Regions from separate parts of the Homo sapiens genome. Here all the other regions are linked to region 2. Evidence: chromatin loops called from intact Hi-C (ENCODE). Cell type or tissue: PC-9. All regions are shown on one strand.

The links. Peaks named below come from ENCODE experiments on the same cell type or tissue, not always from the same donor. Only the 100,000 strongest peaks of a DNase experiment are listed, where the experiment ranks them.
Region 1: it touches region 2 in a loop (3-fold over the local background); 1 of 110 quality-filtered maps calls a loop at or near these places.
Region 3: it touches region 2 in a loop (2.2-fold over the local background); 1 of 110 quality-filtered maps calls a loop at or near these places.

Annotation. Positions count from the first base shown.
Region 1 is chr5:62,523,501-62,526,000 of GRCh38, reverse strand. The region is part of intron 20 of IPO11 (importin 11); the gene reads right to left. Among named protein-coding and RNA genes, the nearest start is that of IPO11-LRRC70, 54 kb to the left of the region's middle. In PC-9, no CTCF peak of the experiment used is centred here; no DNase peak of the experiment used is centred here.
Region 2 is chr5:62,599,804-62,602,303 of GRCh38, reverse strand. It overlaps IPO11 (importin 11), which reads right to left. Exons shown (of 30, transcript NM_016338.5): 29 at 456-540. IPO11-LRRC70 (IPO11-LRRC70 readthrough) reads right to left here. Exons shown (of 4, transcript NR_073584.1): 3 at 456-540. Among named protein-coding and RNA genes, the nearest start is that of LRRC70, 22 kb to the right of the region's middle. In PC-9, no CTCF peak of the experiment used is centred here; a DNase peak (open chromatin) is centred at 1,263.
Region 3 is chr5:62,459,176-62,461,675 of GRCh38, reverse strand. The region is part of intron 5 of IPO11 (importin 11); the gene reads right to left. Among named protein-coding and RNA genes, the nearest start is that of IPO11, 48 kb to the right of the region's middle. In PC-9, CTCF peaks have their summits at 809 and 1,008 (motif pointing left); no DNase peak of the experiment used is centred here.

The DNA.
Region 1 (2,500 bases), 76 kb after region 2:
AGCAAAACAAAGTTCTGTTTATAATTGGAAAGGAAAAATTAAAAAATACTATTCAATTGCCTATTGGCAGTTTAAAAAATATATATGTCAAGGCTACATACATCTGTTCATTTTAATAGACTGCACATATAAGAAATATCTATTTTCCTCTCCCTGTCTCTACAGATGACATACTAACTTTGGTATTTTAAATTCTATAGATGCTTTCACCTAAATAATTAATCTAAAATGAACCCACCCTAAATGTTCATCAGTAAAGTAACCGAATTATGGAACAGATTCAAGAATATTGAAAAGCCATTAAAAAAGATTTTAGGGGCTGAATGCCATGGCTCATGCCTATCATCCCAACTCATTGGGAGGCCAAGGCGGGAGGACTGCTTGGGGCCAGGAGTTGGTGACCAGCCTGGGCAACATGGCAAGACTCTGTTCTTGAAAAACATTTAAAAGTTAGCCAAGCATGGTGGTGCCTGCTTAGAGTCCCAGCTACTCAGGAGACTGAGGCAGGAGGATCGCTGGAGCCCTAGAATTCAAGGCTGCAGTCAGTGAGCTATGATCCCACCACTGCACTCCAACCTACATGATAAAGCAAGAATCTGTCGACCTCCTCACCTCACACACACACACACACAAAAAAAAAAAAAGGATGGGAGGATTTGACACAGAATTTTAAATTTTCAAACAAATTCTTTTTAAAAGGTGCAGAAGTGTGTATAACAATTCCACATGTCAAAGAATTTTTTTAAATATCTAGATATCTGTATATGATATACACAAAAATGTTTCTGGAAGCAAACAGAAAAAACTGTTAATGCTTCTTAGATACAGGAAAGGAAAAAGGATGATGTTGGGATGAGGGCAAAGGTGTTTTTGTTATCTTTTCAACATATTTAAGAATTTTTGATAACATTTTTAATGAATCAAGAACACAAAGATGGAAGAAGAAGAGAAGTTTCGATCTAAAATTCTAGTTTGCTGAATTACTGTTAGGGAGGTTGATTCAATGTATTACACAGTAGGTATTTTGGAAGAAAACAAAACGGGTAAAAAGTCAATCTGTAAAACATAATAATATCTATAATTTCATGAACACAAAAAGGAAACCAAATAAATTACAAAATACCTCCTCACCTAAGAAGTAATTCAAATGTCAATATAATTCAAAGCAAATTACAATGCCACACAGTATATATGTATTCCCCTTTTGATGACACATACTACTAAGTTCAATTGTTGGGATTTTATCTGCAATTCTCCAGTGTACAATACATTATTTTTTAACTACAGTCACTGCACTGTATATTAAATCTCCAGAACTTATGTTAAATATAATTTTGTCCCTTTTAATAATGAAAAACCACTTGGAAGGCTTTATTAAGGAGTTTTCCAAAGGAAGAGAATTATGAAAATGCCATTATTTAACAGAGTAGTACATATTGGGCCTTAAAACTCACTTCAATTTCACTCTCCATAGCTCAATCTTTCATGAAACAAAAAAGAAAGAATATTAAGAAAAAAACAGTCAAGTTCATTTTGATTATCAGTAGACTTAAAATTTCCTTGGAAAATTTATCTACTTACTTAAATGTGTATTCAAAATATGCTAGCATTAGCAAAACTAACGTAAGCAATCGCTAAACACACTGCTTTCAAAGATTGTATAGAGAAATCCCACGTATCCTTCACCCAATTTCTCCTTACATCTTATGTAATTATAGTAGAATACTAATTCTACTATACTATATAACACACTGTCTTAATCAATGCTTGAAGAGATTCAATACCTTATAATTCTAGTGGCTAAAGAATGTGTCCAATCCCTGATATGCAGCTTTAAGTAAATGTAAGCACCCTTTGGGCCCACAGTAACTACAAGACATTGCCTACAATACTCTGAAAGTTCAAAAATGAATTCATCGGTTATTAAAATAAGAAAACTACCAGGAATAATTAAAGAGGGGAGAATTAATATTCTACTATAATTACATAACATGTAAGGAGAAATTGGGTGAAGGACACATGGGATTTCTCTATACAATCTTTCAAACGTCCTGTGAATCTATAATTTTTTCCACAGAAGAAAAGTTTAAAAAAAAATAGCATCCTCCAAATACCATTCTCAGGGTAGTATCCTTGGCTGTCTTCTCATGTCCCATGAACACACTGATGATATACAAATCTATCATATCTACAACAACTCTCTGAATTCCAAACAATCAACTAACTACAGCACATTATCAGCCAGAAGGTTATCTCAACTTCTAATACTGAACCAACTCATTGTCTTCCTAAAACACAGTTCTTCTTCCTGTATTTCCTAACTCAAGTGACATGAATCACTATCTACCTAGCGATAAATTATATCATGGCTACCTCCTGGTTCTTCTTCAAAGAAGAAGAAATATCTCCTAAATATTTTTCAAATCTTTCCCCTTCTCTCCATAATTCAGGTTCTCATCATCTTTTTTCTGATTAACAGTCTCCTAGTCTATTTGACCTT
Region 2 (2,500 bases):
TCTGGTGAGAATTAGTGGTTTTTACAACAAGTTAGTGGTTAACTTAAGGGCATTTTTATAAAAGCCTGTGATGCAGATCAGCAAAAGTTCATGTGAAGATCTATAAAATAATAGGGAATGCAAGGAAATTTCAGTACATCTCCTCAAAACAGAAGAATAAACATTTCAACTTAAATAAGGTTTGCAGGTCACACATACCTTCCATAAGTAAAACACTAAATCATCTGCTCTGCACTAAGATAAGCAACAGTTATTTCAGATGAAAAGTTAACCTCAACTTTCTGTACTAGGAATAAAATGTATCTGTTTTAGGGTACACCTTACATTAATTCTGTAACATGGGATAGATGGATAGACATATAGCTGGATGGACAAATAGACCATAGATATTTCTGAACCTACAGAAAATGATAATATATGGTTCTTAATTTTTACAAGCTACTTTTATAACTTACCATCTTTTTCCTCTTATCTTGTTCTGTGGGTGGTTCTTCATCTTCTGTTACTTTTGGTTCCTCAAGATGAGACATCAACATACAGCTATAATAATTTTTTAAAAAACATGTTTTAAATAAAAATGTCTATAATACACTTAAAAATAAGTCCTTAAAATCACTAAGAACATGAATAATTCTATGTTCTTAGTTTTTCACACCAAAATGTGAGAAAAAGACTAGATAATTTAAAATTTAACAAAATTTTTGAATTATGAAAAGATATCTCACTATAAAAAGGGCCACACTAAAACATTTTAGAGCATTTTACTTGGGCATTTCAGTTAGTAATTTATTTATACGCCACTTCTGAAACAATGAACCATCAGCTGACAAAGTAATGCATGTATACACTTTATATGTTATTTAAAAATGACATAAACTCTTAAAATACTTATTTTTCCCCATAATTTTCACATCTACAGAATTTTATACATGCAATAATTTAAATATCACAAACATATTAATTATGTAACAATCTACCTTGTGTTCCAAATGACATGACTGTGCTATGAGGAACTTGTCCTGATAGCACTTGTACCTTCTGGGTAGTTATAAATCATTTTATTTTGAATATCTGCACCATGCTCTTTACTATTAGCAGAGGTAACAGAAACAGTTTCCTGTTCAGTCAACAATGGTTCCAGGGAGACCAGAAATCAACACTGTCTAGTGAATCAAACTGATGGAACAATCCCACTGTTTCCTAACTTGTAACAGGAGAATTCAGTAATTTATCAGCATGATCATAGGTTCCTAACCAATAAACAGTGGCAAAGAAAGTTTGGGTTCTCTTGTTTTGTAGCAAGTACAGGTGAAGGACAATTCCTGACTCAGCTGTGTAAACAGCTTTTAATACAGAACTAACACAGGTGCGGATACCAGAAAACTTGATCAGGCTCATTCTTGCAGTGGAAACAAGTGTCTTTCGTTTCTATTTCCTACCATTAAAAAAGCAATGTTTGGAGTGACTGCCTCTGATCCAGTCAGTGCCCACTGGTGGGATCAAAGAGTAAGAACCTTAGGCTAGAAATCAGAAGTCCTGAAAAACGGCAGGAACTCAATCCCTAACTCACTGCATGGCCTTGACCTGGGGCTGCAATGCTTTTGTCTGCCATGATATAATACAGTGTAGTACAAGTAGCTGGCCAATGGACTCTGACACAAAGTAAGAAAATTACATTACTCTATCAACCCAAAAGCTATTTAATAAAGTGAAGTGTCTTAAAAAGGTCTACATCCCAGTTTGTATTTTAGAACTGAATAATAATATGGGGTTTCTTTACACTAGCCAATTTATGTCTGTTGCAGACCTGAATTCTAACTGCAATGACTATGGATCTGCATGAAAGCATGCTTTATTCTGCATCAAATTCTTCCACTGCATTCCAAAATCTGTTAACTTACTCATATAGTGAATGCTCTCTGTTCTGCCTCCCTAAATTAAAAGATTTATCATATTAAGACTGGGCATGGTGGCATACACCTGTAATCCCAGCACTTTGGGAGGCTGAGGTGGGTGAATCCCCTGAGGTCAGAAGCTCGAGACCAACCTGGACAACATGGTGAAGCCCCTTGTTTACTAAAAGAAAAAATACAAAAACTAGCCAGGCGTGGTGGCAGGCTCCTGTAATCTCAGCTACTTGGCAGGCTGAGATGGGAGAAATTGCCTGAACCCACGAGGTGGAGGTTGCAGTGAGCCAAGATCGTGCCACTGCACTCCAGACTGGGCAACAGAGCAAGATTCTGTCTCCCCCACCCCCAAAAAAAGAAGATTTATCACATTAATATTAGAGTATACTCTGGAGTTACATATATACAGATTTTACTTCTTTCACTGACCAAAAACTAGACAAATAACAGAATACTGAAAAGCCCAAAGCTAAAACTGTCCTGCAGGAAAATTTCCAACTAAAAGTCAAATCTCATTTTGTTGATAAAGATTAAAGATAGACAATCACGCTTTACATAAAAGATACGTAAGAATTAACAGATTTCTAATAAAC
Region 3 (2,500 bases), 140 kb after region 2:
AGAAACAATAGTATGGAAATTTAAAAACAAAAACCTAATAGTCAAGGACATCAGGCATCTCTTAAAGTTCTAATTCAAGACTCTCTAGCTAGCCTACGAAAGGTCTCTACACAAATGGCTGGAATGAAGAAGCAACGGCACTATCTTTCGACAAACAGCCTCTCCTTAACCAAACTTTAGTGAGGCTTTTCTGAATCTTTGTCCTAACTAGGCTTCTACTTTTGGACTTCCAAAATGTCTGTTCTTTGCGTCACCCAATTTTAGCAAGAAATCTTGCTATGTTGGTTTAGCCAGAATCCCCTATCCTTGACATTGATATCATCAATATCTCATCAGGTTGCTTTCGGCAAGAATCCTATTAGGTCAGTTTGGCCAGGAACCCCCTCTCATCCCTGATGATTCTTTTTAGTAATTTTCCATCCTCTCAACCCCCCATCCCCCCAACCTCCCACCCTTTCCATCCCTGCTCCTTGGCAATAAATTCCCACTTTTCCTTGTATTCAGAGTTGAGCACAATTTCTCTCCCCTACTGCAAAACCCCACTGCAGTAGTCCCATCTGAATAAAGTCTGTCTTATCATCCTTTACAAGTGTTTGAAAAGTTTTTCTTTAACACCTTTCAGCCCTTTACCTTTCAGTAAAAGCAGGGAGAGAGATAAAGAAAGAAGAAACAACAGGAATAAAGAAGAAACCACAGGAAGTAACCATTGCCAACTAATATATTCACAAGCCCTGTATACCTCCTATCTGCTCCAGAAAACACCAACTGATACATGCTTACAGAAGGCTCAGCTGGAAAAGAGTAAGTAATAAAGCAACCAAGTAGGAGAAATAAAAATATTTTTTTCTACATGTGATTCTAAAAATGTGGAGGGGGGAAGGAATATTCAGTGAGACAATATGCAAATAAACTGTTTAATGAAACATGTTAGGTACTAGTTCATGAAACCCCCAAATACTTAACATTTTCTATTTCTAAACCAGAAGAAACAGTGCCACCTACTGACTGTTTAGTGGCTGTAACTGAGAAGCCCAAAGCCTTGACTCCAAAGTATCAAAAGCTAACCATTACACACTAAGTATTTTAGCATTTCAAATATTCTTAAACTTTTTTAGCCTCAGAATTGTTGTCTTCATAATTTTCCCTTAAGAAACATTAGCACCAAAAAAGTTTTACATCAAAGTTCATGTATTAAATAATTCATCACGAATACTGAGACAAAAAATATTCGCTATAGATGCCCAAATCTGCTTAGCCTGAACCTAATCAGCAAGGTATATTAATCAACAAATGTAGGAGGCAGAGCATCCTACAAGACAACTAATCTAGTTTTTTTTTAACAAGTCAATGGCATTTTTAAGGGGGAGAGGGAGGAAGTCAATACTATTCAAAATTAAAAGATTTGTAAGACATGTCAAATGCACCTTATTCATTTTTCTGGCTCAAGCCACTTGTAAAAATGTGTTTGAGAACAATCTAGAAAACTGGATAAAAGTATTAAATGATATTAAATTACTTTTTACTTCTTCAGGATGATAAAAGTTAAATACTTAAAAAATAAATCTATCTTTTCACAGATAAATGTTGAAGAATTTAGTTAAAAAAATATTTAAATTCCTTTAAAATAGCTCAAAAAAAGTCAGAAAGCAAAAACAGCAAAATGTTGACTATTAGATCTAGGTAATAGTTACATGGCAGTTAATATTTTTCTTTACTTTTCCATGTTTTTAAAATGTATTTTCAATTTTAAAAACACCTGTATTCTTAACAATAACTAAAAAGGTTATTTTAGTAATAATCCGTTTTTTTGTTAATAAGGCTTAAGTAGGCCAGGTGAGGTGGCTCAGGCCTGTAATCCCAGCACTTTGGGAGGCCAAGGCTGGCAGACCATAAGCTCAGGAGTTCGTGACCAGCCTGGCCAATATGGTGAAACCCCTGCCTCTACTAAAAATACAAAATTAACCAGGCATGGTGGCACACGCCTGTAGTCCCAGCTACTTGGGAGGCTGAGGCAGAAGAACTGCTTGAACCCGGGAGGCAGAGATTGCAGTGAACCAAGATTGCACCACTGCACTCCAGCCTGGGTAACAGAGCAAGACTCCGTCTCAAAAAAAAAAAGGCTTAAGTATAAATTCGCTTCCACTTACCTATGACATAAATATATATTAAATTACCAAAATGTATCAAGCCAGAAGCTTTAGTAGGTACAAGATCTATCTCAAAAGCAATTTCCAGCCAAACTGCTGATGTCTCTCAACTAATATTTATTTATTTATTTATTTATTTTTGAGACAGAGTCTCAAAAATGTCAATGAAGGAATGTCAATGAAGGACATTCCTAAAGACCTATAGCATTTGTTACTTACATGCTTTTTAAAGTAAAATCTAATTTTCATTTTGTTTTCAAACCTGCCAGTGATATAGCTCAGGCCCAGGAGGGACACTGTGGCCCATCTTTCAGTTCCCTAAGTCTCTTATCCTAGCAACAGCCTTACGCCTC